Regions from separate parts of the Mus musculus genome. Here region 2 is linked to region 1. The links are chromatin loops, found by intact Hi-C in ENCODE. Cell type or tissue: gastrocnemius. All regions are shown on one strand. Links, peaks and the distances in the headings refer to the core of each region. The heading gives the core; the rest is flanking DNA. Region 1 has its middle 35 kb from the start of Swap70. Region 2 overlaps Swap70 (SWA-70 protein).

The links. Hi-C counts contacts between places; a loop is a spot of excess contacts. Peaks named below come from ENCODE experiments on the same cell type or tissue, not always from the same donor. Only the 100,000 strongest peaks of a DNase experiment are listed, where the experiment ranks them.
Region 2: it touches region 1 in a loop (2.0-fold over the local background); 2 of 42 quality-filtered maps call a loop at or near these places.

Annotation. Positions count from the first base shown.
Region 1 is chr7:110,179,006-110,195,124 of GRCm38, forward strand. No RefSeq gene overlaps it. Among named protein-coding and RNA genes, the nearest start is that of Swap70, 35 kb to the right of the region's middle. In gastrocnemius, for the core only: no CTCF peak of the experiment used is centred there; no DNase peak of the experiment used is centred there; H3K27ac peaks cover 1,342 bases.
Region 2 is chr7:110,238,051-110,254,169 of GRCm38, forward strand. It overlaps Swap70 (SWA-70 protein), which reads left to right. Exons shown (of 12, transcript NM_009302.3): 2 at 5,334-5,474. Among named protein-coding and RNA genes, the nearest start is that of Swap70, 24 kb to the left of the region's middle. In gastrocnemius, for the core only: no CTCF peak of the experiment used is centred there; DNase peaks (open chromatin) are centred at 7,322 and 8,700; H3K27ac peaks cover 2,664 bases.

The DNA.
Region 1 (16,119 bases), core at 4,581-12,580:
CTTCGGAAGAGCAGTCAGTGCTTTTAACTGCTGAGCCATCGTGCCAGTCTGAGATCCAAACTCTTGGTCCTCACATTTGTATTGCAGGTGTGCTTTACTCACTGAGCCATTTCTTCAGCCTCTCCCAGTATTAAAATGCCAAGCTGGGTGGTGTGGTGTAGACCTGTAATTCTAGGACAGGAGTTGTGAGCTCAGGGTCAGGTCAACCCGGCCTACAGAGTGAGATCTTGTCTAAAACAAACAAACAAACAAACAAACAAACAAACAAACGGCGTTAAAATCACTTTGGTTCCTAGGTACCTTTGATTGTGGCTCTGGGTGCTACCGGAGGAGAAACTCCAACCCAGCCAAGTCTTTCATTTTCCGTTTTGATTCAGCCTAAGGGAGCCATGATGACTGGCTGGAAATCCTTCCTCATTTTCATAGTTAACTTCTCTCTGTCCCTTCTTCTCAGGTCATCCAGTCCTGACACAGTCTGAGCAGATAACCTCACCTCCTGCACTTCAGGGAGAACTAGAGGCCAAGAGCCAGGAGTTCCTCTGTGTCCTGCTACCTGCTGCTCTTCCCTCTAACAGGAATGGCGGACCTCTTCGGCCAGCCCTACTTTTCAGCTGTGCTCAGCATCCAGTTCTCACCTTTCAGGACAGTTTGATCTCTTCCCAATCCTCAGGCTGTCCCCAGCAGGTGTTGATCCGGGTTGACCTGGACTTTTGGTCTTCACCTGGCACTAAACGCTCTCCCTGACAGCATTCCATTTCTGCTCCCATTCACAGCTCGGTATCCACTTGCTGTGTTTCTATGTCTTCATTTCTCTTCTAAGTAAAGCGTGCAGCAGAGCTTGGTGGCTCACTCCTAGAATCCCAGCATTTGGGAGGTTGAGGCTGGAAAATCTCTGAGTTCTAGGTCAGCCTAGGTAGACTAAGACACTGTGTCAAACACCAACAAAGGCATGCCCCTGCAAATCGAGGGTTGGAAGTTCAAGGCTAGCCTGGGCTGCTGAGTGACTCTCACGACAAGTTGGTATATAAAACAAGCCCCTAGGGCAGTGGTTCTCTACCCCTTTAGGGTCGCCTAGAACCATCGAAAACCACAAATATTTATATCACAGTTCATAACAGTAGCAAAATTACAGTTATGAAGTAGCAACAGGAAATAATTTATGGTTGGGGGGGTCACCATGACATGAGGAATCGTGTTAAAGGGTCAAAGCAGTAGGAAGGTTGAGAACCATTGCCTTAGGATCTAGTAGTAAGTGCCTATCCCTTAATGATGAGGAGACAGAGGCAGGAGGGCTAGAGTTGGGAGTCAGACTAAATAGTGTCCTTTGGTCTCTCCTTAAAAGAAGTTTGTGGACAAAAACTCTTATTGTTTAAAACAAAACAAAACAAAACAAAACAAAACAAAACAAAACAAAACACCGGGCAGTGGTGGCACATGCTTTTAATCCCAGCACTTGGGAGGCAGAGATAGGCAGATTTCTGAGTTCGAGGCCAGCCTGGTCTCGTGAGTGCCAGGACAGCCAGGGCTACACAGAGAAATCATGTCTCAAAAAACCAAAATCAAACAAACAAAACAAACCTCTTGTCTTGTCTTTCTTTCTTTCTTTCTTTCTTTCTTTCTTTCTTTCTTCCTTCCTTTTTCTTCTTCCTTCCTTCCTTCCTTCCTTCCTTTCTCTCTCTCTCTCTCTCTTTCTTTCTTTCTTCCTTTCTTTTTTTAAGTTTTATTTTTAGCTTCATGCATGTCTGTGCACAAGAGTGGGTCAGACTTCCTGGAGCTGGAGTTCCAGGCACTCATGAGTCACCTGATGTGTGCATGCTGGGAACTGATGCAGGTCCCCTGGGAGCACAAGTGCTCCTAACAGCTAGGCCTTCTTCTTAGCTCCACACCCCTTCCTCTTATTTTTTATTTTTATTTTTTATGTGTTTGAGTGTTTTGCTTGTGTGTATTAAGTGTACCACAAGCTTGTAGTGCCTTGGAGGGCAGAAGAGGGCAGAGGGCCTTGGTGTGGGTGTAGGGAACTGACCCCCAGTTCTCTGACAAGCAGCCAGTACTCTTAACTGCTGAGCCATCTCTCTGGCCTCCCTACTTTTTTTTTTTTTTTTTTCCTTCTGTGTAGCCCTGGCTGTCCTGGAACTCACTCTGTAGAACAGGCTGGCCTCAAACTTAGAGATGCACCACCCTCTGCCTCCCTAGTCCCTAGCTTAAAGGAGTATGCCAACACTGCCTGGCATTTTTTGTTTTTAAACATAGTTTAATACATCCAGATCTAACCTTGAGCTCCCTATGACCTTGAACATCCACCGGAACTACAAGGTACCACACCACCACGGCCCCCCTCCACCCCAGTTTTAAATATGACAAGAACAGCTAGTGACAAGAGCTATGCAGCAGTTAGTGGAATGCATAAGGAAGAGTCAGGTGTAGTGACTCAGAGATGGAGGCAGGACTTCAAGGCTAGCCTTGGCTACCTGAGACCTAAGTCCAAAACGAAATAAAGAACCCCCACCCCTAATAATTAAAATATGATGTACGTGGGGAATTGAGGTTCATGCTGACAACAGCAGAGAGAGCTAGATAGTGAGGGTGAGGTCTGAGCATGCGCACCAACAGATGCCCTTGAGCGGAGAAGGGAGGGGTAAGATGGTCGTGTGGACACCTGGGGAAGAACTTCCAGACAAAAACTTCAAGGGTAAAGCAAACCTGTCTGGTTTTCATACGGGGAGATCTGGGAAAGGAGTTCAGTAAGGCCAGTCGGCCTGGAGCTAGAGGGGGAGGGGAAAGGGCTAGGCGGTAAACCAGGGAAAGTGAGGGCCAGCTCTGGCTTCAGCCTGGGGTGAAAAGAACGGGAAGATTCTGAGCAGAGGTTAGTTGTTGTTATTTGTCTGTTTGGTTTTGTTGTTTGTTTGTTTTGAGAACGTTTCTCGCAATCCACACTGGCCTAGAACTCTACATCACCAAGGCTGAGATTGACCTCCAAATCTTCCTGTCTCTACCCACACGTGCTATGACAGGCATGAGCCTATTATGTTTACGAACTAAAATAGCTGGAGCCCCCTAGCTCTGTAGAGCAGGAGGAATCCCACTAGCCTGAGGATAAAAAGGTCTCTATGGTTCTTTAAGGCTAGGAGGGGAAAATGCTTTTTTTCTCCCAAATATTGCTCTTTTTACCGTTTCTTCTAAATTCACCCCCACAATCCCCCACAATACCTGGCTCTTCACACTTCTCCACGCTTTTACTGACTGACTGTTTCTCTTATGTGGTTTCTCTTATCTGAATTTGCCCCACCGTTCTGTCTTCTGCTTCTTAACTCACCTGAGTCCCCAGTTGCCTTAGTCTCTTTCCAAAGGGAAAGTATACGTTGTGAGGAATGTGGAAGGCTTGCCTCAGACGCTGCGCTGCTGTGGGTCTGTACCTCCTTCCTTTTGCTGGAACTTGGGAGCCACACATTTTAATTTGCTTTTGTGGTGCTGAGGATTGAACTCCAGCCTTGAAAAGCTGAGTAAGGGTTGTTGTGCCACTGAGCCAGCTGAGTTAAAACTTTAAATTAAGGTGCTGGAGAGAGGGCTCAGCAGTTAGGAGTGCATTCTGCTCTTGTAGACGACCCAGGATGGATATGGTGGCTCTCAACCCTCTGTGACTCCAGTTCCAGAGATCCTATGTCCTCCTCTGATTGCTGCAGGCACCAGGGACACATGGTGCATAGCCATACATGTGGGCAGAACACTCACACATACAAAACTGAATAAGTATACCTAAAAAAATGTTGCCAGTGGTAGAGCACACCTTTAATTCCAGCACACAAGAGGTAGAGGCATGTGGATCCTCTGTGAGTAAGTGGCCAGTCTGATCTACAAAGTGAGTTCCAGGACAGCCAGGGCTACACAGAGAAACCCTGCCTTTAAAAAGCTACCAACCAACCAAATATAAAAATAAATTTTATTAATTTAATTAATCAATTCTCGAGTATGTGTGTGTATGTGTGTGTCCACGCGCCCTATGCATGTGTATTCATTCTTCAAGGCTTGTATGTGAAGGTGGGTACTAGGGATTAAATTTGGGTTGTCAAGTTTGGTGACATTTCACCAGCCCAAGATTGTTTTTATATCTATTTATTTGTATGTGTGTGTGTCTGCTTGGAGTGCCTGTGTGTGTGACTGTGCACTCTTGTGTGCTCAAGGTGGCAGGAGGAGGCCCTGGAGCCCTTGGGGATGGAGTTACAGTTGTTTTGGCCTCATAATATGTAGCAACTACCCTTTACCCTGAGCCACCTCCCTAGCCCTAGAATTAAAATTTTATATATACACATATAATTACATATTATATGTATTTGGTCAGGCATAGTGGCTTATGTCTTTAATCCCTGCACTTGGGAGGCAGAGTCAGGAGGAGCTCTGTGAGTTCCAGGACAGCCTGGTCAATAAATGAGTTTCTAGCTATCCAGGACTGTATAGTGAGGTCCTATATTTAATTAAAAATAGCATTATTATTAGTTTATTGATAATTTCATACATGCATGCAATGTATTTTTATCATATTTACTCCCCCACTACTCTCCTAATTCTTTCCAGACCCACCCTCCATTCCACTCAAATTAAATGATTTTGATACTTTGTGTGTATGCGTGTGGTATTTGTGTATGTACTTGTTCATATGTACATGTGTGTTGTGTGTGAAGACCAGAGATTAATGCCAGCTATCTTCCTCTGTGGCTATCTGCCTTAAAATATTTTTTACATTAATTAATTTGTATGTGTGTATCTGTGTGCCACAGCACAAATATAAAAGTCAGAGGACAACCCGTAAGAGTCATTTTCTGCTGCTTTGTGGGTTCTCAGGATACAGTGATCAACTTTGGAGGCAGCTCCCTGATCTGCTGAGCCATCTTACCTGCCCACCACTTTACAAAAACTCCTTTTGGCTAGGTGGTTATGGCATATACCTTTAATCCCAACACTTAGGAGGCAGAAATCTACAGAGTAAATTTCTGCGAGGGCTACTCTGTCTTGAAAAACAAACAAACAAATTTAAATTACCTTTTGTGCTGAGTATAAATGTAGGTAAACTATCTTGTATATTTGAGTGGAGATCAGAGGACAACTTTTTTTTTTTTTTTTTTTTTTTTTTTTTTTTTGCTGTTGTTGTTGTTTTTGAGACAGGGTTTCTCTGTAGCCCTGGCTGTCCTGGAACTCACTTTGTAGACCAGGCTGGTCTCGAACTCAGAAATCTGCCTGCCTCTGCCTCCCAAGTGCTAGGATTAAAGGGGTGCGCCACCACCGTCTGGGGTGAGGGACTCACTTGTTTCTGCTTGAGTGTACTCCAGGAGAGGTGGTCCACACTCTTCTGCCTGATTCTCCTGTCTCTGCTTCCTTTTCTCTCTGAGTGCTGGGATTACGGATACACACCACCACATCCAGCCTTTTACACGAAGACTTGGCCTCAGGTGGTCAGGCTTTCCGGGCAAGCACCTTTACCTGCTGAGCCATCTTCCTAAGCCCTCCACCTTCTTTTTGAGAGAAGGCCTCTTATCACCCTGTTCAGCAAGACTAGTCGGCCACCAAGCCCTAGGGATCCTCTTTTTTCTAACACTTTGTTTATAAACATGTGTTTTGTCGCCATTTTCATGGGTGCTAGGGATCCAACCTCAGACCTTCATGCTTGCAGGTAAGCCCTTTACCCACTGAGTAGTCATCCCAGGCCAGCTTTTCATTGACTGCTAGAACCCAGCGCCAGCAGTTTTCACTGGAGAACCTGTTCACTGTGTTCAGTCTGGAGTATCTTCCTGGTAAGCTGAGTTTCATTCAGCTAGGCTGTTTTTCTACTTCAAGGATTTCTAACGGGTTCTTCCTCATCTTGTTTCATTTCTGCTTATTTTTGCTTAATAATTTCATTTTGAAATGGAAAGTGTACATTCATTTCTGAATGTCTGTAACATCAGTCAATTTAAAGCTTTTCATACACTTTTACAAACTTCCCAAGGAAACTTGAGAAAATTTCTGATCTGATGTGAAGGTCAAATCTTTCTCACTGCTAAGGACCTATCTGTGTTGTCAGATTTTGGTCCACGTTGTTTGGGGGCCCTCTGGCCTTAACCTGGAGTCTTGGCTCCACATCACGGATATGCCAGATCGTGGATCGAGTCATGGGAGCAGCAGACAGCTCAACTATTCTGTTGAATCTCACCTCTTTAGTGCTGAGAGAGCCACAGTCTACAGCCTGGTGGCCATTTATCCCCATATTTAAAAATACTTATTATTATTTTATTTCATTAATTTTTTACTTGTTTTTAAACAGATGCGTGTGTGTGTGTGTGTGTGTGTGTGTGTACATGTAAGTGTAAGTGCATGTGGAATACAGAAAAGAACATCAGATCCATGGAACTGGAGTTATATATAGGCCAGGAGCTGCAAGCACCCTGATGTGGGTGCTGGGAATGGAACTCCAGACCTCTTAAGGAGTTGTACATACTCTTGACATCAAGCCGCCTATCCAGCCCCCTCCCATTTCTTTATTCATGTGTATGTATGTATGTGTGGGTGGGTACTTGAGGAAGCCATAAGGGGGTGCTGGATCCCCTGCAGCTGGAGTTACAGGCAGTTGTGAGTCTACTGATGTGGGTGCTAGATTCTCTTGCTCTGGAAGAGCAGGAAGCACTCTTTACCACACAACCATCTCATCTCTCTAGCCTGTCTATCGATCTCTCTTTCTCAAGATGGTTTCATGTAGAGTAGGCTGGCCTTATACGATGCTGTCAGTGCAGAGCTGACCTTGAAATTCTGATCCCCGTCTTCACCTTCCATGTGCTCTCACTAGTGACCACACTCCATCCTTAGAGACCTGAAGCTTGAGACTTCAGCTCTACCAACCCCCCTAGGCTTCTATCTATTTCTGGTTCCCGGGGATTTGTCACAATTGGTAATGTCTTTTTTAAAACAGTCTTTGTATTTTAAATGTCATGGCTAGGTGTCTATGCAAGGGTTTTTTTTAGAGTCCTAAGCTTACTTCCTTGTACTGAGGTCAACCCCTCACACCTGGCTTCTTTCCTCCACCTACGGTTGAAACCACCACAGGCCGGGTCCCTGATCACCTGCTGCCAATCCAAGGGTCCCAACTGGTCTTCCTCCTCACCTTACTTGACTCGTCCTTGGCTTTTGACACATCTGACTTCCCTGCTATTATTTTTAATTTTTCTTAATTTATTGACTTTTTGCTTCTTTTGAATAGGGTTTCATGTTGCCTAGGCTAGCCCTGACCTCACTCTAGCTGAGGAGGACTTTCCACCTCTGACACTATGCCCTTCATCCCTCCAGTTCTGAGATTATGGTGTATTCTACCGTGCCTAGCTATTTCAATTTTTTTTTTTTTCGAGACAGGGTTTCTCTGTGTAGCCCTGGCTGTCCTGGAACTCATCCTGTAGACCAGGCTGGCCTCGAACTCAGAAATCTGCCTGCCTCTGCCTCTCAAGGGCTGGGATTAAAGGCGTGCGCCACCACTGCCCAGCGCTATTTCAATTTTTATTTATGTGTTTTATGGTATGGAAGAGCTCCACCACTGAGCTACACCCCATCCACCACTCTGTCTGCTTTGTCACTTAGCCGAATCTCATCCCCTTGTCCTGCTGAAACCCCAAGGTGCAGCTCAAAGCTCGTGAAGGAGCTGGGTCTCGGGGTTTGCTCTTACATTTTCTCTGCCCCTTGGCCACGCTCTTGTCAAAGAGAAAACTGCATGTCTAGACTGTACGTTTCTTTCACTACACCTTCAACTTAGGAATAGTAGTTTTGTTCTGTTTTCTGAGACAGGCTTTCTTTGTGTAGTCCTGGCTGTCCTAAAACTAACTCTATAGACCAGGTTGTCCTCAAACAGAGACCCACCTGCCTCTGCGTCTGGAATCTTTCTGTTCCCCAGCATAAATAAGCATTTATTTTTTTAAAAAGCTTTTACATTTTATTTATGTATTTATTTATCGTGCTCTGCTATGTGGATCAGTAGGTTTGGCAGCAGCAGGTACCTTTATCTGCTGAGCTACCTTGGCAGCATCATATAATTTTTTAGCAATCATTTTGAAATGCTACCTTAGCACATATAAAATTCCTGTATGTATTTGAATTTCTTCTAGACTCTATTTTATGACTGTTTTTTAATTGTGTGCATGCCCACCCATGCACTGTGGATAAAGTTTTATTTCCCTGCTCATTCTGTATCCGCATTTCACGTTCTAATCAGTGTAGACTCTGATTAGTGTCTTCTGTTTGGTGGGCCCTGTTCCTCATCTCTGATTTTCTTTGTCAGAAATCCTCTTGACTAGTTCTTTCTTCTTGTTTTTATTTTTTTCCTCCTCAAGACAGGGTTTCTCTGTGTAGCCCTGGCTGTTCTGGCACTCACTCTGTAGACCAGGCTGACTTCAAACTCAGAGAACTGTCTACCTCTGCCTCCCAAGTGCTGGGATTAAGCATGTGTCACCATTGCTTGGCAACTATTTTTAAATAAAGACCTTATGGTATAGATTTTAAGCATAAAAAAAAAAAAGGAAGAAGGAAAAAAGAAAGAAATAAGAAAGAGGCACTCAAGAAAGATGATAAATATCCAGGTGTGGTCTCGGCTTCTTAAAGCTGTAGACATCTTCATGGTGGCTGTATTGTGACCTGTGGCCGCAATAACTTACATCAAGATTTAAAAGGTTAAGAATTTCTTTTGATAAACAAAGTTGTGAGGCAGGTGCCATTTAGATTTAGGAATGAGAAAAAAAGATAAAAACTCAGTTTCTAGATCCTTTTGGGCCTAAGTAATCACAGCTTATTAATTCTCTTTGACCTCTCTATTATAGGTGTCTCTAGGAAGTTGTAGGCCTTTGTCAGTGGTGTTGAAATATCCAGACTCTGCCAGAGGAAAGAAACCAGTTCCCTAGATGAAGGGCCTCTTCGCCTCCCTGACTTTTCCTTGATTTTCTTCCTGTCTGGTCTCAGGTGGAGTTTCTTCAATGAGAGTTCAGTACATTTTCCAGAAAGGGATGGATAGTTTTGTTTTTGTTTTGTTTTCGAGACAGGGTTTCACTGGCTCTGACAGCATCGTATAAGGCCACACTCCATCCTTAGAGACCTGAACAAACAAAAACAAAAAAGAAAGGGATGGATGTAGTGAAAAGAATCAGCCCAGAGGCCTGCTGCCCAAGAGTTGAGAGCCAAGACTAGTCAAGAAGACTGACTTCAGGCACTGCCACTCATGGGGTTGGGGGAGATGGCTTACCTGGAAATGTGTAGGTACAAGGACCTCATGTGGGATCCCTCAGCAAAGCACATAAAAGGATGGGTGGTGGCAGAGAGAGAGAGAGAGATCCCTAGAACTCGTTGGCCGACCAGCCTAGCTGAACTGGTGAAGTCCAGGCTCAGTGAAGACCCCCACTCATTAAATAAGGGGGAGTGGTTTAAGAAAGAACACTAACCTTCCCACACATGAACACATATGTACACCTGTGTGTGTTTGTGCTCCCCGCAAAGGAACACAGGTGCAACACACACACACGATCATTCAAATATAAATGATGTTATTTTGTTTTATAAGTCTTGGTGTACTTAGCAATTTTTCCTTTTTTCCAATTAATTAATTAATTGATTTTTTTGAGACAGGTTTTTATGTACTCCAGGCTGCCCTAGGACTGGCTAAGACCTGAACTCTGGGATTTCCTTCAAATCAATTCCTTTATGTGGTATTTTTTTGTTTTAATTTTTTCATATTTATTCATTTTATGCATATGAGTGTTCACATGCATGTATGTCTGTGCACTATCTATGTGCCTGGTACCTGTGGAGGTCCGAAGAGGGCATTGGTTTCCTGGAGCTGGAGTTATAGACAGTTGTGAGCTGCTTTGTGGGAGCTGGGAATCAAACCTAGGTCTTCTACAAGTACAAGTGCTCGTAAGCACTGAGCCATCTTTCCAGCCCCTCACCTCAGCACCTTTTTCCTCTTATGTAGAGTCATATCGTTCATGTGTCATCTTCCTGTGATACCGGGGACATTGGGTTCCTTCTTGGAGTTCTTAATCTCGTTATCCTTAGTAAAATATTTAAGGACTAACTCAAAGAGAACCTCAAAGAGGTTAAAGAAAACCTCTGGGCCGGGCAGCTGTACATACCGGCAGCTGAGTTAAGCTGCCATGGAGGTCAGACCCATGTCACACAAGCAGCCGCATGGTGGGAGGGGAGCTTCAGAGAAAGACAACAAGTGTCTCAAGTGTCACAGAAACTCTGCCTAGAAAAGGGACAGGAAGACAAAAAGGAAAGGCTATGCTGTTTCAGAAAGCATAACTGCGGGTCTGTAACTACTGTGCTAAGTAAGGAATGGGGATTCTGGGGAAGAAAAGGGAGGAGTGAGGATTCTGGGAAAGAAAAGAGAAGAGTGGGAATTCTGGGAAAGAAAAGGTTAGCAGTGAGGATTCTGGGAAAGAAAAGAGAAGAGTGGGAATTCTGGGAAAGAAAAGGTTAGCAGTGAGGGTTCTGGGAAAGAAAAGAGAAGAGTGGGAATTCTGGGAAAGAAAAGGTTAGCAGTGAGAGTTCTGAGATGGAAGAGAGTGTTATCTCCTGGGTGGGCTAATTATTCCTCCCATTCTTTAAGGTGGTTTAAGGTGAGCCTGCCTTTATGAGTGAGGCGTGGCTCCTTGGCCAGGAGCTTGACCTGACTAAACTGATGGCAGTTCAGGTAAGTCTCCATACAGAGGGAGATACCATTCTCTTGGTTAGGAAGCCATAGCCTTTTCTTAACCGACAGCAACTCCAGCCCCAGAACTTGGCCCTCCTCTACAGAGCCATGTAGTTCTGCGTCTTGTGTCCCTACATCAACTCAAGCAGCTGAAGAGCCAGTTCTATACCAAGTCATCTTTTGGATGTTCCCACTACTTCTAACTCAGCCCTTAGAAAAGAGAAGGTGCTTAATAAATGATTATGAAGTAACTCAACGAATCTAAAATTCAAAGCCTTTCCCTAGAGTACTGTTAATCGGAAGGCCAAAGTCTCAGAAAGCGTGGTTGAACTTTAATGTTTCCTAGGAGAGCTAGATAAAAGGTCGCTCTGGCTCCCCCACCCTCCCGTCCGGTGGTGGGTGGGGTAAATTAACAATTCAAGATGCTGTCCGCTTGGTACCAGAGTAGGCTATAGCCCTTTACAGCCTGAAAAGACTTTCTGGTTGTTTGTTTATTTGCTCTTTGGGTTATTTCCCTCTTCCTGCCCCTGTAAGGCACAGCCTGAATGACATAATTTCCTTCATTACTCACAGGCAGCACAGGCCTGTGGCTTCCCCTCCTGTTAGAGATCAACTTTCCAGAAAGTTTTGAGCTAAAGGGAATCAGATCTGTCTTCATGAAACTCTTCAAGCCTTGGGTTTCTGCTGTTTTGTTTTTTAAGAAAGGACCTTGCTGTGTAGCTCAGGTTGATCTCAAATGTACAATCCTCTTGCCTTAGCCTTCCCAGTGCCTGGGATAAGAGGTGTGTGTCACCATGTCTGGCTCAGCCTTGTTTCTGTTGTCCCTAGTCTCTAACTGAACATCATGAAGGCTGCAATAACTGGAATCACTGGCCTTTAAGAATTAAGTTCTCTGATGATAATAAAAAGCTCAGATCTTTTTTTTTTTTTTCAGATCATTTTAAAATAGTCCCCCTGAAGCCCCTATCCCAAAGTGGGCCTGGGACAGACGACTTTTGGTTAATTTTGCTTTATGGAAACTTTTTTTTTTTTTTGCTTATTCTTTTCAGGTGTTAAATAGAAAGGCTATGGGTGGGTGGCTCTGTGGTAATGCTCTTGCCCAGTCTTAGCAAGTTATATTATAGGTCTGGGATTCCAGGTCTGAAAAAAAAGAGAGAGGGGGCAGGGAGGGAGGAAGGCAAGTCATGTGATTAGATTTATAATATGCTAATCTACTAGGTTTCAAGTTACCTTTCCTTTTATGCATGGGCATGTGGGTCAGTGCTTTCTAACGTGTGTGTGTGTGTGTGTGTGTGTGTGTGTGTGTGTGAGAGAGAGAGAGAGAGAGAGAGAGAGAGGGAGAGAGAGAGAGAGGGAGGGAGGACAGGCTCTTATACCTTGACCTGAATGCAGAGTCTGCGGATAATCCCAGGTGTTGGTTCCATTTTGTTTGAGACAGTGTCTCTTGTTGGCTGTTGTAGCCACCAAACCAGCTCGCCCACCAGATCTTGTGATTCTGTCTCTGACACCCATCTTCTGGTGGGGGCATGCTGGCTTATGCTCTGTCTTTTATTTTTAAATTTATTTTTAACATTTTTTTTTTTTTTCTGAGACAAGGTTTCTCTATGTAGCCCTGGCTGTCGTGGAACTTACTCTATAGTCCAGGCTAGCTTCATGGTTTGTTTGTTTGTTTGTTTGTTTGTTTGTTTGAGATAGGGTCTTGCTATGTAGCCCTGGCTGGCCTGGAACTCATTATGTAGTCCAAGTTGGATTTGAACTAAGAGAGATCTGCCTGCCTCTGTCTCTGGAGAGCTGAGACTAAAGGCATAGGCCACCATGCCTGACTTTATTTTATTTTATTTCATTTATTTATGTTTTTGTTTTTTGAGACAGGGTTTCTCTGTATAGCCCTGGCTGTCCTGGAACTCACTTTGTAGACCAGGCTGGCCTCGAACTCAGAAATCCGCCTGCCTCTGCCTCCCGAGTGCTGGGGCCACCATGCCCGGCTCATTTTATTTTTAAATTGAAATATAATTACATTGTTTCCCCTTGACTTTCTTCCCTCCATTCTTTCCTTTACCCTCTCAAACTCATGATCTCTTTTTCTTTAATTATTATTATAATATGCATATGCACAAATACATAAATATAATCTGTTGAGTCTGTTAGTATCGCTTATATTTATATAGCTTTTTTAAAATGTATGTTTTGTTTTGTTGTGTTTAAAATAGAATCTCACCGTGTAGCTTCTGTGGGCTTGGGCCTCACTATGTAGATCAGGATAGCCTTAAAATCAGATGTCTTCCTGACTGTGCCTCCCAAGTTCTGGCATTAAGGTATATGCCACCATGATTGGCTTTAAATAATACTTTAAAAAATTGTATCATCTTTCTATTTCATTTCCTTACCTATGTATGTACATATGTAAGTATGTATGTGAACATGGGAATACCACAGTACATGTGTAGACGTCAGAGGACAGTCTGTGAGAAATCAATTCTCACTCTCTACCATGTGGATCCCAGGAACTGAAGTCAGGTTGTCAGGTTTGGCGGCAAGTGCCTTTACCTGATAAGCCATCTTCCTTACCCCCTTTTTGTTTTGTTTTGTTTTGTTTTTGGTGTGTGTGTGTGTGTTTGTGTGTGTGTGTTTGAAATGGGGTTCCTTTGTAGCCTTGGCTATTCTAGAACTCCATCTGTATATCTGCTGGCCTCAAACTCAAAGAGATCTGTCTGCCTCTGCCTTCAAGTGCTGGGATTAAAGGTGAGAGCTGCCATTAACTGGCTTTTTCTCTCTATCTTCTCTTCTCATCCTTCTTTCCTTCCTTCCTTCCTTCCTTCCTTCCTTCCTTCCTTCCTTCCTTCCTCTTTCTTTCAAGTGGAGGAAAGTTCCATGATTCCTGGTCTCCTGAGAAAGGACACAAGCATCTAATTAAACTGCAGAGTATACAGAAGCAATGCTTCAGCTCTTGTACAACAGAGACGGGGGAGGGGAACGAGAGTGATCCAAACCCTTGTGAGCAGGCCCTGGGCCACCAGAGGAAAATCTGAGCTGGGCAGTGCAGCGGCTCAGGTCTGACTCTTGGCAGCTCTGGGTCTTGTTTTAAAGGTATTTCCTGTTCCCTGCCATCTCAGCCTCATTCCACACTCATTTCTGGAAGGTTCTGCCCAGCTAGCATTTCCCCGGGGTGCTCCATCTCATTACTGGCTTCTTGGAGCCCTTGCAATCTCTCTGAGTGATGCATCCTACTGGAAGACACAGGGGCTCTGCACCACAGTCTTCAGATGAGCCCTGGCTTGTGGAGGATCAGACGTGGGTTCTAATCCTAGCTCTTCCTTCTGTGAACAGAATACTTCAAGCTGAATTTGAAAATTGAGTGAAAGTTTCATTTCTGTCATTGTAAATGGGAATAATTAATTGATTGTATTGTGTATCTGTGAGGATTTCTCTGATGTTGAAAATCCCAAAGATAAATATTGTGTGTGTGTGTGTGTGTTTATTTCGAGACAGGGCTTCTCTGTGTAGCCCTGGCTGTCCTGGAACTCACTCTGTAGACCAGGCTGGCCTTGAACTCAGAAATCTGCCTACCTCTACCTCCCAAGTGCTGGGACTAAAGGCATGCGCCACCACTGCCCAGTCTGAAAATCTCAAATGAATGATTAATATGCAGAATGATGAAATCCTATGGACCAACAATTACAAAAGGTTATGTAAGGCTGGCGAGATGCCTCAGCAGGACAAAGCTGCTTGTCAGGCAAGTTTACTGACCTGAGCTCCTGTCCCAGAACCCAGGTAAAAAAGCCAGATGCAGTGGCATAGATCGATAATCCCAGAATTCCTATGGCAAGATGACCAGAGAATTAGCTGGAAGCTACAGGCCAACCATCCTGGAACCCTGTTCTTCAGCAAAAACAGCAAGAGACCCGGACTCCACAAGGTGGAAGGCAAGAACTGCCTGCTGGGGGCTGGAGAGATGGTGGCTCAGTTCACAGCACCGCCTGCTCTTCCAGAGCAGCTGGGTTCAATTCATAGCACCCATATGGCCCTTCAGTCTCCAATTCCGTAATTCTAGTCTTTGGGGATCTTCTGGCCTCTAAGGTCACCAAGCTTAGACACACATGCAGACAAACATCCAAAGACTTAAAAAAGAAAGAAAGGAAGAAAGAAAGAAAGGAAGGAAGGAAGGAAGGAAGGAAGGAAGAAAGAAGGAAAGAAAGAGAAAGAAAAGAAAGAAAGAAAAAGGAAAAAAAAGGACTACGGACGTTGTCTTCTGATAGTCATATACACATGCTCACAAAATGAGGAATTTGTATGTGTGTGTGTATAAACATATATACATAGTTATGTAAAAGGGATAGAAAGCTGAGTGCTGAAGAGGGAGATGAAGAAGAGACAGCCATGCTCTTTGAGTTAGGGCCTGCGTGGCAGGACTCGGAGGAACAGGTTGAGTTTCAGAGAAATAGTGATATCCAGAGCATCAGAGAGAGAGAGCATTCTGTGGCATTATTATTATAATTTGCTATGTTATGGAAAGATAAAGTTATTTTTCCACTATTTTCTACACATGTCGGGTAGAGACTTGAGAGTGTTCTAACATACTGCATTTTTTGACTCAGAGAAGGTGTGTTCTCGAAACGCTGCATTTGCTTGTGAGCATTGTGTGCATATGCTCAAAAACATTGACACTTCCTCAGTAAATGCAACATGTCCTTTTTGTATATCTGTTTGTGAAAGACTTTGGGTAGCTACATAGATGGTGGTGACCCACCTGTGTTTTCATATCCACCTTGTCTACAGACTTGGGTGTCTTTCGCAGTGTTTCATATGAGTGCCAGATACTTACCAGCTTTAGAGATATGCATTATGTTTAGTTTCAGACCCCAGAATTAGGGACTGAGGTATATCTTATATACCAAAGCAGAGCTAGCCTCCAGCTTCTCCCAGCTTCCTTCAGTCCCTACCCACCATACCCTGCCCCCAAGGGTGAACTCTCCAGCCCAGGGCTGGGCTGCCCTTCCCCCAGAGACTCTTCCCTATATAATCCAGACATTTTGCTCTCTCCTCTTCCCCTTCTTCTCCTTTTCTCTCTCTGCTTGTGCACCCTTTCTCTCTTTCTCTTCCCCCTCCCCAGCCTCTCCCCATGGTGACTTCCCTGTCCTCTTTCCTTGGGGCCAGAGAACTCGCCCAAGAGCAGCTTTCTAATAAATCTTCATTTGATATGGTCTAGTCTGACTTGAATTGGCTCATTTCACCATCGGAGAAATAACTTATCACATTAGGTATTTTATTTAAAAAATATTTTATTGAGATAGGGTCTTATTATGTAGCCCTGGCTGTCCTAGAACTCCCTATGTAGGCTGGCTTTGAACTCACAGAAATCTACCTGCCTCTCTAGTGTTGGGATTAAAGGCATTTGTCACTATGCCTGGCCTGCATTTCAAGTTTTGATC
Region 2 (16,119 bases), core at 2,742-10,741, 57 kb after region 1:
TGCTAAAAGAATGGGCTTTGGAGGAGCAAGCATTTGAAGTGGGATAAATTCAGCTTTTCCAAGCAACTTGTAAAGACTCTAATAGGAACAGCTCATGGCAATCCTTTTACAAATTAGGGACTTGTAGTCTTTTTTGCTTCTGATTGCTTTTGTTTGATCTGTTTTTGTGCTTTTCCTTGTGGAGAAAGGGCTAATGCCTCTGGGCGTGGTTTCCTCACAGGCCTGTGCTGGTAGGAGGAGGTTTCCACACAGGGAATGGTTCTGGGCTTGCAGGAGTTCTTCACCACAGGGTTAGTCCCAGTCATCTTGCTGGGTCACTACCCACCCCTGCAGCCTAGGCACAGCATGCACACATGTCTTTGGAGTTACCATTTCATAGGCAAGGCAGTCTGCCAGCAGAGAGGAGGAGGCATACCAAGGAAAGAATCCAGAGTGAGCAGTTTGGGTTCTAATCCCAGTTCCTGACATGCAAGATTGATTTGGGGCACATCTTCTAATCTTCATATTCAACATCTTCATCTGTAAAAGTAGCTACTTTCCTTGCAGTATCTAAAGTGGATGGTGTGAATCTACTCTAAAAGGCCCAATCCCCCCCCACCCCCCAATTTTTTTTTTTTAACCAAGACAGGGTTTCTCTGTGTATCCCTGGCTGTCTTGGAACTCATTCTGTAGACCAGGCTGCCTGGAACTCACAGAGATACACCTGTCTCTGCCTTCTGAGTTCTGTGATTAAAGGTGAGTGTCACCACTGGGTTAATTTTCCAATCTTTTTACCAGCTTGTATTTTGGACATCAGAATTTTTCCTTTTTTTTTTTTTAAATAAAGCGTGTATGTGTGTGTGCATGTGCATGTGCGTGTGTGTCTGTGGATGCGAAGGCCAAAGGAGAACCTCAGGCATCGTTGTCAGGAATATTGTTTACCTCTTTTGAGGCAGGGTCCCTCATTGTCCTAGCGCTCACAGATTAGGCCCGACTAGCAGGCTAACTGGCCTGAGGGATTTCTGCCTGTCTGCCCCCCAGTGCTGAGGTTACAAGTGGCATCATGACACTTGCATGGGGCTGGCTATGGAGCTCAGGTCTTGAGAAGCAAGCCAGTTTATTGACAGAGGAACTTCCTAAGCCTGAATTTTGATTTCTTTATACTTTTTTAAATCAAAGAAGGAGATGTTGTCTAGGTCTTTAAAAAATTGTTGATGAAAGTTTTAGAGATAATATCCCTTTAGAAAGTTTTTCATTTACTTTGTATTGTTTTGTTGTTAATCTTTCTGAATACTGTGTTTTCTCAGCCTTATTATATAATTAAAAAAAAAGAAACAATAACAAAGCTGACCCATTGATCTAAATTATAGCTTTTTTTTTTTTTTTTTTGTAGAATTAACTCATGAAATGAGTTTGGGTTAACAATCATTGTGGTTTTTTTCTTCCAAAGTTTAGACTGAGCCCATCTCCTCATTTTATATTGTGGGTCCTGAGACCCGGGTCTCCTCCACAGCACTGTTACTATAGCGTGAGTGAGTATGGAAAGGTTGTTAAGAAAACTCCCATGGGGGGGACTGGTGAGATGGCTCAGTGGTTAAGAGCACTGACTGCTCTTCCGGAGGTCATGAGTTCAAATCCCAGCAACCACATGGTGGCTCACAACCATCCTTAATGAGAAACAAACAAAAAAACCCAAACCTATGGGCCAGAGTGAGTGGGGCCAGAGAAAGTGGGGCTGGAGTGAGCGGGAGGGGAGAAAAAGGAAAAAAAGAAAGAAAGAAAACCCCCCATGGTACTGGGAGGTAAACACAGCCATCCTTGCTGTTCAGCTGTTCAAAGAGAACTCTAGACGTTCTCACCAATCTTCAGGGTCGTTGGGCCAAACCATGCATCTCCACATACAAACAGCCCTTTTTTCTTTTTCTTTTTCTTTCCTCTTTTTTTTTTTTTTTTGAAAGTAGGGCAGACAGATTTATTAGGGAAAATAGGAACTCCTGAGTGTGGGAGGGGTTCTATGGGAGAAACATCCAGGAACAGCATTCTTTTCAGAGAACTGAAAAATTGAGTTTATTACTAGACAGTGCTAGACAAGAGATTATGAAACCCGAGTTCTGGTCTCAGTTCTGTGTGTTAGCGTTAGTCGAGAAAACTCCAAACTCTTTGAGCTAGTACTTTCTTTCTATTTATAAGATGAGAAGGATGGTGTTCAGGGCCTAAGGCAGGACTTTCAGTGGAGAATCTGTGAAACTCAGATGCAGGGAATAGAGCAGGCATGCGTTTTCTGAGGGCTTCGCTTAATTTTTTAAAATTTAATCTTAGTTTTAAAAATATTTAAGAAAAAATTATTAGGTTTATTCATTTTATTTTGTGTGTGAATGACTTACCTACATACACGTCTGTGTAGCATATGTGTGCTTGGTGCCAAAGGAGGCCAGAGAGGGCATCAGATCCCTTGGAACTGGAGTTAGAGATGATTGTGAACCACCGAGTGGGTGTTGGGAATCTAACCCAGGTCTGCAAGAGCAGTGAGTACTCTTAACTTCTGAGCTGCTTCTCCAAGTGCAGAGCTTTGCTTTAATCAGCTATTTTCACATCGTATTTTATGTTTTCTATTTACCTTGTCACCTTTATTTATCCTTTTTTTTTTGAGAAGGTGGGGGTCTCAAGTCTCAGATATCCCAGGCTGGCTTTGAACTCAGAAGTTGGCTGTGGATGACGTGAACTGATTGTCCTGTCTCCACATCTAAGTGCTGGGATTATAAGCATGTGCCACTGTGCATAGTGTATGCCATGATGGGCATCAAACAGAGGGCCTTGTGCATGTCAGCAAAGTATTCCGCCAACTGAGCTGTATCCCAGATCCCCCACCCACGTATCCTAAGGTGTGTGTGTGTGTGTGGTTTGTGTACACATGGCTGCATATGTTTTGGTGGCTCAGAATTAATGCTAGGTATCTTCCTTAACTGCTCTGTACTCTGAATCCAGAACCAATTCCAGCTAGTCTATCCTGACGCTCCCCTCCTAACCTTCCTCCAGAGCACTGGGATTACAAGCCGCTGCCGTCCCTGCTGTCCACGGGGCAGGTATTACAAGCTCATGTGCCCACAGTTGCCTTAGATCCTGGGTGTTAGGATTTGCTCATGTGTGAACAGCAAGCTCTCTGAGCCATCTCGCAGGCCATGACCTTTTTTCTTTCCTTTTTCCTTTTCCTTTTCCTTTTCCTTTTCCTTTTCTTTTTCTTTTTCTTTTTCTTTTTCTTTTTCTTTTTCTTTTTCTTTTTCTTTTTCTTTTTCTTTTTTCTTTTCTTTCCTTTTCCTTTTTCCTTTTTCCTTTCCTTTCTTTCCTTTTCTCTTCTTTTCTTTTCTTTTCTTTTCTTTTCTTTTCTTTTCTTTTCTTTTCTTTTCTTTTCTTTTCTTTTCTTCTTAAGCAAAATGAGAGGTGCAGAGTAGGGTGTAGTTCAGAGGTAGAGTGCTTGCTTAGCCATGTGTCAAGCCCTGGCTTCAAATCCAAGAACAGGAGACAATAACCTAGACAACAAAAGCAAAGAACTTTTTTTTTTTTTTTTTTTTTTTTTTTTAAGGAGCTGCTATGAGTCCTGTTTTCTATCCCTGGCCTTCCACCAACCTAGTCCTTTCCCTCACTGTTAATAGTTTCCTGTGTATTCCTTTGGAATTCCTTATTTTTTTCTCTCTTTTCATTTATCTTGTGACACTTGAATATTATATACCCTTAAAAAAACGTAGTTTATCGTGGAGTTATTTTCTTGTCAGTACACAGTGAGCTTCATCATGATTTTGACATTTTATAGACATACCATAATTTAACCACTGGTTGGGGATTTTTACTTGGTAAAGTCCCGAGTGATTTTTATGTTTGGATGGTCTTTGAACCTGATATAGGAATTTTTCTTTGTCATTTTAAGCATTTTATGGTCTTGAAATCAATCCTTACAAATCTCTTTGGGATAGATAGAAGAAATAATATATTTAGGATTTTGCTGACTGTGGTGTGCAAGGCTTCATGACATCTCTACTGTGTTCCTCTCAGAGGCTCCACTGGTGTATAATAATACAGGGTCTGAGGAACACAGCCGCTCAGCCTGCTTGGTAGGGCTGGTAAACGTCTGCACTGCTGCACCCGCGACGATTAGTAATTGACTTCCTTAAAATTGATAGAGCGTGCACAAAGGATCTCCACACAGATGAAGCTTTGAGAAACAAAACCAGTATAGAAAGGAGATATGCAAATGTTCTTTTTATAGATTAAAACTTTTAATCTTAAAAAGACCTAACTGAAATAGGTGTATGCAGAAGTTGACTTCCTTAATGAAATTGAAGGTGCTTATGTAGATGAATGTGGCGCCCTCCGTCCCCACCAGGGTTTCTCTGTATAGCCCTGGCTGACCTTGAACTCAGATCCACCTGCCTCTGGGACTAAAGGACTAGAGTTCGCAGCTATGTCCAGCGAATGTGGCAAAGAGTAGTTAGTTAGCACAGCCTTAACCTTACTTGATCTGTTCAGTATTCAAACGAAATGGAAGTTGCTCTAGTTTCCATGTAACTTAAAGCTTGAGACAGGTGAGTTTGCTGAGTCTCTCATGAGTGCTTAAGTGTGCACTTAGGTTACTGTGCCACAGCAGTAGTCCTGTGTGTGTGCTCTGGCATAACAGGTCTCCTCCCTTCCGCTCTGGTCCCCCGACCCCTTTTGCTGAGGATGTAGCCCAGGGCCTCCGCACACGAGGCAGGCACTCTGCCACTGAGGTGCATCTCTAGCTAGCCGTCTTTTTCTTCTGTGTCTGTGAATATTTATCCTTTTTGGTTTTGAGACTAGGGATATGCCAGTCTGGCCTGAAACTCGTTGCCCCGTTTGACTCCAGACTCACAGTCTTCTGCTGGAGCTTCCCAAAGGCTATGTTAATATGGTTCTTTCTAATACATGGGAAATGTTGAGTCCAGGGCAGCTGTGTCTTGTCTAGGTCAGATACCTTCTCCAAAACGCTTTACAGCATTTGTTAGTTTCTGTAAACAAATTCTCATGGCCAAGCAGGTTGACGAGGGGAAGAGTTTAATTTTAAATGCATTCTATTGTGCCTGCTCCCCTTTCCTCCATAATGTGGACTACTTAATAAGAACCGTCAAGAAGTATTTGTTCTCAGACCTTCATGGGGTCTGACTCATGGTGAGCAGGTGAAACAGATCTTGGAAAAAGGAATGAAAAGACTTGAGCCATACCCCATGTTTGGTAGATTCTTCTCATTTTTTACTTAGAGCAGGGGCAGCTTGTTGTTCACGTGGGTAAGGTGTTACGTGGTGGTAAGCGGGTGTCTTTACAGTGTTGTTTTTCCCTCCTCTTAGGTCCTTTCCCATAACCTGTGCACGGTGCTGAAGGTTCCACATGACCCGGTTGCCCTTGAGGAGCACTTTAGGGATGACGATGAGGGGCCTGTCTCCAATCAGGGCTACATGCCATATTTAAACAAGTTCATTTTGGAAAAGGTATGCTGCTAACCCTTTTACCCACAGCTTTTTTTTTTTTTTTTTTTGGTTTTGTGCATCAAGTGGGGCCAGGGCAGCCCTTGTTGGTGTGTTGGTGAGCACATTAAGAAGCCAGGTATGAAGCCAGACACGGTGGTGTATGACTTTAGTGCCAGAACTCTGGGAGGCGGAGAGAGGTAGGTAGATCTCTGGATTTCAGAACAGCCAGGGCAACACAGGGAAACCCTATCTTGAAAAACAAAAACAAACAAACAAACAAACAAGAAGCTGGGCGCTGAGGCCTCAGGAGATAGGGAGAGAGGAGGCTGAGGCTTCTGCTCTGCCTTCTCTTTCTGTCTGATTCCTCCAGCTTGGTTCCTTTTTTTGAAATTAAAAATGTGCCTGTGTTACTCTGTGTCTGTCTTCTCTCAGGATGCTTTACCTATCCTAGAAAGTAGGGTTCCTCAGTGTGGACAGTGGTTGTTAGAGAGTGAGTGTGCTGGAGTCAAACAGGATAGTAAAGGGATAATTATTGTTACTGGGTCGATATCACCCAGCAAACTGCATGGTGGACTTATCCTAAGGTGAGCACTAGCTCCTGTCCTGTTACTGTGTGCAAATGCCTGACAAGAAGCAACTTAAGGGGGGAGATACTTTGGCTCCTGGTTTATTGTGGTATGGTTCATCATGACTTACAGCTTAGCAGTAGGAGGGGCTCGCAGCTGTGGCAGCAGAGGTGTATGAAGCTGCTCGCTTGCATCTGTGCAGACCAGGAAGCAGATTAGAGGGAAGGATGACTGCTAGAGCTCAGCTCATTTTCTCTCTTTTCCCCTTTTTGCTAAGCCTAATTCTAAAGCCAGTGGAATGGTGCCACCCGCATCTGGATGGGCTATTTCTTCTAAGTTAATCCTCTCTGGGAGTGGTGTAACAGACACACCCTAAAGCAGTGGTTTTTCAACCCTTGGGTCTTGATCCCTTTGAGGTCCCATAACAGGTATCCTGTATCTTAAATATTTACATCACGGTTCATAAGAGTAGCAAAATTACAGTTATAAAGTAGCAACAAGAGAATTTCATGGTGTGTGTGTGTGTGGGTCACTGTAGTGTGTGGAACTAACTGTATTAAAGGGATGCAGCATCAGGTTGAGGTTGCATACCCTAAGGTACGTTTGAACCAACCCTCTATACCTTATGGGTTTTTTTGTTTTTTGTTTTTTTGAGACAAAGTCCCTCTACATTGCCCTGTCTGTCCTAGAACTTGCTACATAGACCAGGCTGGTCCAAGACTCACAGTGACCTGCCTCTGCCTCTTAGAGTGCTGGCATTAAGGGTATGCATGACCATGCCCAAGCATAATCTTAAAAATTATAGCTAGCACCTGGGAGTAGCTGTAAATGTCTATAATTCTCTCATTTGTGAGGTAAATATATGAGGATTAGGAATTCAAGGGCACCCTCAGCTAACAGAGTAATTTCAAGGCCAGCCTGGGCTACATAAGACCCTATTTCTAAAATAAAAATAAACAGAACTTGTAGGCAGTAAGGAGAATTATTTGTGTTATTAATGTTATGAGACATACCACGGAATTCTCAGAAGTCTGGAAATTGCTTTGTTTTCCAGCACCAGGATTAGCGTGGGCTGAGTCAGTGGCCGGGGCATGGTCTGCCGGCCTCATATTCTGGAATTCTGTGCTCTGATACAGGACTGTGTCCCCTTGCTGGAGTATATTTTTAGATTTGCGTTTTAAGACACTCTCATAGTCTGATACTTCGAAGTCCTAGAACTGGGGAGGAAACATTCCCCAGCAGACAACAGAATTGGAGCAGAGCCTTGTCACGCGGCCAGTGAGGCTGTGATAGGACAGTGTGCCTGGCCACCTGGAGCGGAAGCTGACCCCATCCAAGGAAAGCCGCAGGGTTTCCATGTAGTAGGCTCAGATCAGCAAAGATCAGCATCTTGTCTTGAAGTTTGTGTTGGGGAGGAAAAAACCCAGTAGTGTGAGGAGTGGTAAGAGGAGCAGGATTGCTGTTCCTTATGCATGGGAGTAGGAGCTGTTCCGGTTCATACAGCTTGGCGGATCCCATGGTGAGCCTGACTAAGTAGCTTAGTCAATAAAGGGCAAATAGATTAGATCAACTTTTAAAGTTACGTTTTTATGTGTTTATTGTCTGTATGAAGAGGAAGAGGGTACGTGTGCTTGTGGAGGTTAGAGGTCAACGTGTAGACGTGCTCTTCTTCCACTGTGGGCTCTGGTGATTGAGCTCAGTTTTCGGGCTTGGTGGCAAGCACCTTTATTCACCGAGCCCGTTTGCTGGCCTGTAAGCAGAATTTGAACTTAAACCATTTAACTTCTCCCAGTTTTTTTTTTTAAACTGTCTTCTTAAAGACTAAATCCTCTTTTTCAGAACTATTATTATTACTACTCTTATTATTATTTTCTACATAAGGGATGTGATGGTTGAAAGTAGGGTTGGAGTTACTTTGAAACCTAATAATCTCAGACCATCTCGGCTCCCACCCAGTTGTCTCAGGTGCTTTAAGATCTCTTTAGTGTTTCTTTGTGTCCACTGGTTGCTTTCCCTACACCGGCTGCTGTTGCCTGGGAGTTTTACTCTGGGTAGTCTGGGCCCTGAAATGCATTACATTGAAACCTGCTTTCTGAAAAGTAGCTTTCGTATTTGGCATCTGGATTTACTGCCATATACACATTCCTGATGTTAGTCACACTGACAGAATTTACTTTCAGTTTTTCTGAGACTTCAGATGGTTAGCCAGTCCATTGTTATTTACCAAATATTTTGCCTGGGTATTAATTTTGTAGATTTTTTTTTGTTGTTGTTGTTAGTTTTAAAGGCCTTCTTTTTCCTTCCTCTTTCCTTCTCACCCTCCTCCTCTTTTTGAAAACATTATACTTGGATTACTTGATGGTAAATAATTGAAGACGTTGGTCAGTTATTATTATTTTTTCTGAGACAAGATTTCTCTGTGTAGCCCTGGAATTTGCTGTGTAGACCAGGTTGGCCTACAATTCACAGAGATCTGCCTGCCTCTGCCTCCTGAGTGCTGGGATTAAAGGCGTGCCCCCGCTGCCTGGCTCGGATATTACTTTTTAAAAACTATGTCTCATTAGTTACACAGAGTTCTGCCTTAGCATGTTTTGAGACAGTCTCGTTCTCCCATGAGATCCATGGCTCATTAGGCTTGCTGGCCCTCACTGTTGCCAACTCTTCTCCTTGAGTATTAAAGGCTCATCTGGGCTGTCCGACTAAAACCAGTAAACCAGTGGCCAGCCACGTGCCAAGTTCACGTTGGGGATGTCCGTGCTTTCCAGCAGAATCTGCTTTGGTTTGTTGTCAACTGTGCTTTGGGAGCAAAGAGAGAGAGAGACCACAGCGTCTCAGCTCAGTGGTGTTTCCTCTGGGCCTCACAGCTCCCTTCTGCTCTTCTGGCCTCACATTTCTGCAGTTTTCCTTTTTTTATGTTTTCTTGCCATGATTGTTGCTCATGTGGTAGTTACAGTACCTACATAAAACCTGTTCTTTTTCAAAGTTGCTAAAAACTTTTCAAAAGAATTATTTATTTTATGTGCATGAGCATTCTGCCTGCACGCACGCTTGTGCACCACATTCGTGCAGTGCCAGAGGACGCCAGAAGCAGCTCCACCAAACCTGGAGTCACAGATGGGAGGGGACTGGGGTCTCCTCGAGGAGTAGCAAGGGCTCTTAACCAGAGAGTCATCTTGAACCCCATAAACATCTGTTCCTTGGTCTCTTCTGTTAATGGCTAAACTCATCTCTCTAGCGTTCTCATCTGTCCTTAGCCCAGACTGGTCCATGTTCTTTCCCACTGCATCTACCTATGTTGTTCTAAAGTAAGTAGGTTAAAAAAAAGAAACCTTAAAGTTTTAAAATTTTATTTTATATGTATGGGTGTTTTTCCTGTATGTCTGTATGCATACTGTATGTGTCCCTGCAGAGCTGAAGAGGGTCAGATCTTCTGGAACTGGAGTTATAGGTGATTGTGAACCACCAAGTGGGTGCTGGCAGTCAAATCTAGGCCCTCTGGGAGAGCAGCCAGCGCTCTTAACTGCTAAGCTGTTTCTCCAGCCTGAAAATTAAGTAGTTTTAATTTACCACAATGGCTAAATTGCTTTTCATCGTATTTATAAATCCCTTCTTTTTGGAGGGAGAGGAGATGGTTTGAAACAATTTATGTAGCCCAGTCTGATCTCAGATTTACTCAGTTGTTCAGGATGACCCTGCACTCCCATTGTCCTATGTGCACCTCTCTAGGGACTCATAGGCTCTCACCTCTATCTGTGCCTTGCTGAGACTGTGCACTTTTGAGGGAATAAGGCCTTTCATGCTGAGAGCCACCATGACTTTATACTCCTAAATACCATGGTCAGTAAATGCAATAGCAATGTGGTTTAAAGAAATGATGTGTTTAAAAATAGCAGGGTTGTTGGCAGAAAATTCACATTCCATGCAATTTGCCTATTTAACCTTGCATTTTGGTGGTTTTTAGTATGGCTGGTTTTGTATAACCATCACCATAACCAATTTTAGAATGTTTTGGGTACTCCCTTCCAAAACGAAAATCTCACTCAAGTAGCATTCATAGTATCTTCCCCCACAGCTCTAGGCAAGCACTAGTCTGTCCATTGTGAATGGAACGATCCCGTGTCCAGCTTTTGTATCCGACATCTGTCACCTTGCAGGTTTCTCTTGTTTCCTTTTTTTTTTTTTTTTTTTTTTTTTGGTTTTTCGAGACAGGGTTTCTCTGTGTAGCCCTGGCTGTCCTGGAACTCACTCTGTAGACCAGGCTGGCCTCGAACTCAGAAATCCTCATGCCTTTGCCTCTCAAGTGCTGGGATTAAAGGTGTGTGCCACCACTGCCTTAACATTTTTTAAAAAAAAGATTTATTTTAGTTTTATTGGGGTGTGTGTGTGTGTGTGTGTGTGTGCGCGCGCACCCACCTGTATTTATACATGCATGTACTTTAGTCCAGCAGAGGGCATCAGATTAACCCTGGCTTTGGTGTTACCAATTATGAGCCACCTGACATGGGACTGGGAGCTAAATTTGGGTTCCTAGCAAGAAGTAAGAGCAACAAGCATTCTTTTTAAAAAAAAATCCCTTCCTTCAGTTCCACTCTTCCCATTCTTTCATGGACGTACGGTGTTTTGTTCACACCTTCATCAGTTGGTGGACATTTGAGCTGTGCTTCAGTGTGACTGTTTTGGCCTTTTCTCTGTTCCTCTTCATTGCCAAGACTCTTCCTGCTTCCCCCTTGGTCAGGCCTTCACTTTAGAAAGAGCCTGTCTTGTTCATCCTCTGGTCACTTCCTTAGGTAGTGCCCCACCCTTTCAGAGTGAGCTGGAATTCTCTCAGCATTCTGTGCTTCTCTGTTAAGGCAGTAGTGATAGGGATCTGGTTCAGCCTCTGGAATGTGCGTTCTGTGCCCGCATGGTCAGTTCACTGCTGTCTAGTTTGAGTAAAGTGACTGATACCTGGTGAATGCTTACCACTTAAAAAAAAGCTCTGTAGCCAAGTAGCCCAGGCAGGCCTAGTTTGACCTTGAATTCATGGCGGTCCTCCTGCATCAGTCCTCCAAGTGCTGTGCTGGTATTATAGGCATAAAACATCATACTTGGCTCCTTTACAAATAGTTAAGCAAATGAGCAAATGAACCCTGCATATTAGACACTGGGGATTCAGATGCGAATACAATATGGCCTTATATTGGAAAGGATTTGTGGTTTGTTTGTTGCTATGAACCAGAGCAGCCTGTGGGTTGTGACCCACTTGGGGTCACATATCAGATATCCTGCATATGAGATGTTTACATTACAATTTATAACAGCAAAGTTACAGTTATAAAGTAGCAACAAAACAATTATATGGTTGGGGGTCACCACAACATGAGGAACTGTATTGAAGGGTCACAGCATTAGGTAGGGTGAGGACCACTGGGCTAGAATAACAAAGAGCTTGGATTCAGGGAGGAATTTGAAGGTAGAAATGTGTGTGGCCACAGTAAGAGCCTCCCCTTGTCCGTCTGCATTTTCCTGGCTCCACACCTTTGCTCTGGTTTTATGTTTCATAAAACGATTATTTCTTTTCCATTATGGTATAATTCTCACCATATAAAACCTATTCTTTTTGTTTTCTGACATGCTGGACATCATCACAGCCCAAACTGATCCTCTTTTATGAGTGTGTTCTGTGTATGTGTGAAGGACTGCATTGGCTGTGGGTTCTTGTCCTCCACTTCTTGAGTAAGGCTCTTTTTGTTCTTTATTCACTGCTTATGCTAGGCTAACTACCTTGTGAGTGCCTTTGCCTCCTATCTCTCTGATATAGGGGTGCTGTGATTACAGACACAGGACCACACCTAGCTTTATGTTAATTTCAGGGGATTCGAACTCTGGTTCTCTGCTTGTGTGACACACTGCCCACTGAATCACTGAACTACCGCCCCACTGCCTACTCCCTACCTTTGTTGCTTTTTTTAAACAAAATTTTGCTGTTTAGCCCAGATCTTGTTATAATAGACCAAGCTGTCCTTGAACTCGAAGAAATTTGCCTGCCTCTGTTTTACAAGTATTCTGATAAAACACTTCATGTGCTATGATACCCAGTTTTTTGTTTTTTTCCCGAGACAGGGTTTCTCTGTATAGCCCTGGCTGTCCTGGAACTCACTTTGTAGACCAGGCTGGCCTCGAACTCAGAAATCCGCCTGCCTCTGCCTCCCAAGTGCTGGGATTAAAGGCGTGCACCACCATGCCTGGCTGTTTTTGTTTTTTTGAGATACTATTTTTCCATGTAGCTCTGGTTGGCCTCTGTATATTTGCTGTGCAGTTCATGTTGGCCTGCATAGCAAATATACAGGTGTGTGTGTGTGTGTGTGTGTGTGTATGTTTGTGATGGTAAAGACACTTGCCACCAAGTCTGACAACCTGAGCTCAATTTCTGGGACTTACATTATAGAAATAATAGACTATACACACACACACACACACACACACACACAGCAGTCCGCTTGTTTTAGCCTGTAAATGCTGAGATTACAGGTCTGCACCACCATGCTTAGCTCACATTTACTATCTTAAAGTGTACAACTTAGTAATTGTATAGTTACAGTAGTTGTTGGGACATTCACTATCCCATCATCCCTCAGAGAAAGCCTGTTCTTGTTTATATCACTCTCAGTTCTCACTTTTCCCAGTCCCCAGGAAACTAGCAACTTACTTTCTGCTTCATGGGTTTGCCTATTCTGAATATTCTTCTTCTTGGCTGTTGTTTAACAGTGCTACAATGGATGTAGGGGTACAGTATGTCTTCAAGGTCCTGTTTTCAGTTCTTTTGGATATTTACCCAGTAATGATATTGCTGGATCATGTGGTAGTTTCCTTTTTAATTTTTGAGGAACATCTGTACTGCTTTTCTCAGTAGCTGTGCCATTTTTCAGTTTTAGCAACAGTACACAAAGAGGGACGTACAGAAACTGAGCCCTGTGTGTCCTGGTGCTCGGTCTCTCTAAATCCTCATTTCACTGATTTGCTTTTGATGGTGGCCATCTGACAGGTGTGAGCTCATAGCTCATTGTGTTTGATTTGCATTTCCCTGTGATAAGTGATTTTGAACATCTTTTCAAAGGCTTATTGGCCATTTGTAGACATTCTCTGGATATACATATATCCAGAGAATGTGTGTGTGTGTATATATATATATATGTGTGTGTTAACACACACACACACACACACACACACACACACACACACACACACACACATATATACACACACACACACACACACATGTATATGTATACATACACACACACACACACACACACACACACACACACACACATGCTTGTCTAGTCAAGCCTTTTGCTCATTTAAATTTTTTCCTTTGGCCATTGTTAAGTGGGTAGTGTTGTCAGTGAGTTGGAGGAATCTGTTGTTTTCTAATAATCACTTATAAATGCATGTTTTCTTGGAGAAGTTGTATAAGTGTAGTTTTAAGTCTTTAATTCACTTTGATATAATTCATTCTTTTCTTATTTCCGTGTCTCTCTCTCTCTCTCTCTCTCTCTCTCTCTCTCTCTCTCCCCCTCCCTCACTCCCTCCCTTTTTAGGCAGGACCTCATGTAGTCCAGGTTGGCCTCTGACCTACAGTGTAGCTACAGATGTTCTTGAGCTTTCGATTCCCCTGCTTTCACCACCCACCCAGTGCTGGGATAGCAGCTGTCACCACCGTGCCCAGCTATGGTGTTAAGGATAGAACTCAGGGACTTGTGTGTGTTAGGTAAGCACTCTGCCCACTGAGCTAGCTCCAAACATTTTGAGTTACTTTTTGTACAGTGTTAGGTGAAGAACATTCTCCTGCATGTTACTATCTAGTCTCTGAAATGCTCTATTAAGGAGACTGTCCTTTCGCTGTGTGTTCTTGGCCCTTTATTGAAGACACTGAGTATGTGCTTGAACAGATCACTGATTCTGTTCTGTTTCCATGCTGTTTCTACATCCTCATTATATGTTTTAGTTATTTTAGCTTTGTGCCACATTTTAGGAAATGTGAGGCCTCCAGCTTTGTTTTTCTTTTCCCTTTGTAAGATTGTTTTTTGACTATTTAGGATCCCTTGAGATTCCATATGAATGTTAGGATTTTTTTTTTCCCTGTGTCTAGTTCTGCAAAAAACCATATTGACATTTTGGTAGGAATTTCATAGAATCTGTAGATTACTCTAGACATTATGAACATCTCAGGTCTTCTAATTCATGAACGTAATGAGATACTTTGCTACCTCTTTATATCTTTTTTTTTCAGCAGTATTGTATATTAAGGTTTTTATTGCGAGTCTTTCCTCTTCTTGAAGTAAGATAAGATATATAGTATATAAGATTCGGTCATCCACTTAGGGACTTCCAGTCTGTGTGCTTTTTACTTATTTTTCTTGCCTCATTGCTTTGGCCAGTCCTTCTAGTACTATGTCAAGAAGTAACAAGGTGGATGCCCCTGCCTTACTCGTCTTCTCTGAGGGAAGGCTTTCAGTGTCTCACACTGGGTATGAAGTTACTGTTACTATTTTTCCTGACAAGGTTTCACTCTGCAGCCCACGCTGGCCTCACACTCATCATTTTTCTTCTTCTTAAGCTTCCCAGGTGCTGGGATTACAGGTGTAGTACCCTACCACCCTTGGATGGCTTCCAGTTTTGGATTTGTTCTTAACCCAGGATGGCCTTGAATTTACCAAGTAGAGGAGGAGAATGTTGACCTGTTGATCCTCCTGCCTCTACCTCCCAAGTGCTGATGTATTGTGCCCAACTTGAAGTTCTTTTTCTGGTTCATTTACTTTTGCTTTCAGTCCTCTGTCTGTGGTTATCATGGCACCATTGTCTGCTGTCTCACAAGTCGACTTCTTGTGGCTTGCTTTCCCCTTCTTTGTTTTTGAATATCTATTTTTCTAGACTATCAACTTGAAGATGCTCACAGCTGAATACCTCCCTCGCTTCTCCCTTGGTTTGTGCACTGTCTTAGTTAGGGTTTAACTGCTGTGAACAGATACCATGACCAAGGCAGCTCTTACAAGGACAGCATTTACTTGGGGATGACTTAAGAGTTTCAGAGGTTCAGTCCGTCATCATCAAGGTGGGAGCATGGCAGCATCCAGGCAGGCATGTTGTAGGCGGAGCTGAGGGTTTGACATCTTCGTCTGAAGGCTGCTAGTAGAACACTGACTTCCAGGCAGCTAGGGTAAGGGTCTTACAGTCCATACCCACAGTGACACACCTACTCCAACAGGGCTATACCTCCCAACAGTGCCACTCCCTGGTCCAAGCACACATACAAACCATCACATGTACCTTCTTTCTACCTCCTGAAACCCCTACACAACATGTCAGTGTGTCTGGTGTGCTCTCTACATTCACGTCCTCCCTTTAAAAACCTTGCTTGTTCTCTTGTGCTCAGACATAGCATACATTTGGCTTCAGCTTACTCCGGGAATTTGATCTGCCATCTTCCTGCCCATCAGCCCAAGTTGCCCTGCATGAGTGCTGCTGCTCCTGTGCCTTTTCCTCTCCTGCTCTTGAATGCCTTTCCTTGTCTTTAGTGTGCATACACACCACTTGCCATGACAGACAGACTGAGGACCACTTAATGGTCAGTCCTGTGTTTCCACTGTGTGGCATCCAGGTATCAAACTCACGTCATCAGGCTTACCAGCAAGTGCCTTTGCCCACCGAGCCACCTAGCTGGCCTTCAGCATAGTTTAAGGTCCACTTCAAGTGCTCTCTTTTCTACAAAGTACTAAACTGGCTTGTGTACTATTTCTTAAAATTGTAAGCCCTTTGTGATTTGACCTCTGTTCACTCTTCAGTTACCTATCAAGCCACTCCCTGGGGGAAACCTATAAATTACCAGACACTCAGGGAATCACTTCTTGTTCCTCGGAGCAGGAATTCATGCTTTTGTGCACATGTCCTGTCCATATGGCCTGTCTTTCACTTAGTGCTTTGTTCCCATGGTGCAGGCAGAGCTGGTGTCAGTGGCTGTTAGAAGTAGCTCTGCACAGATAACCTGCGTCACACAGGGACCTTTATCTTTGACAGAGTGGAAAGAGTTGGCCTTTAAGCCTTAGTTTTGATGTGTACCA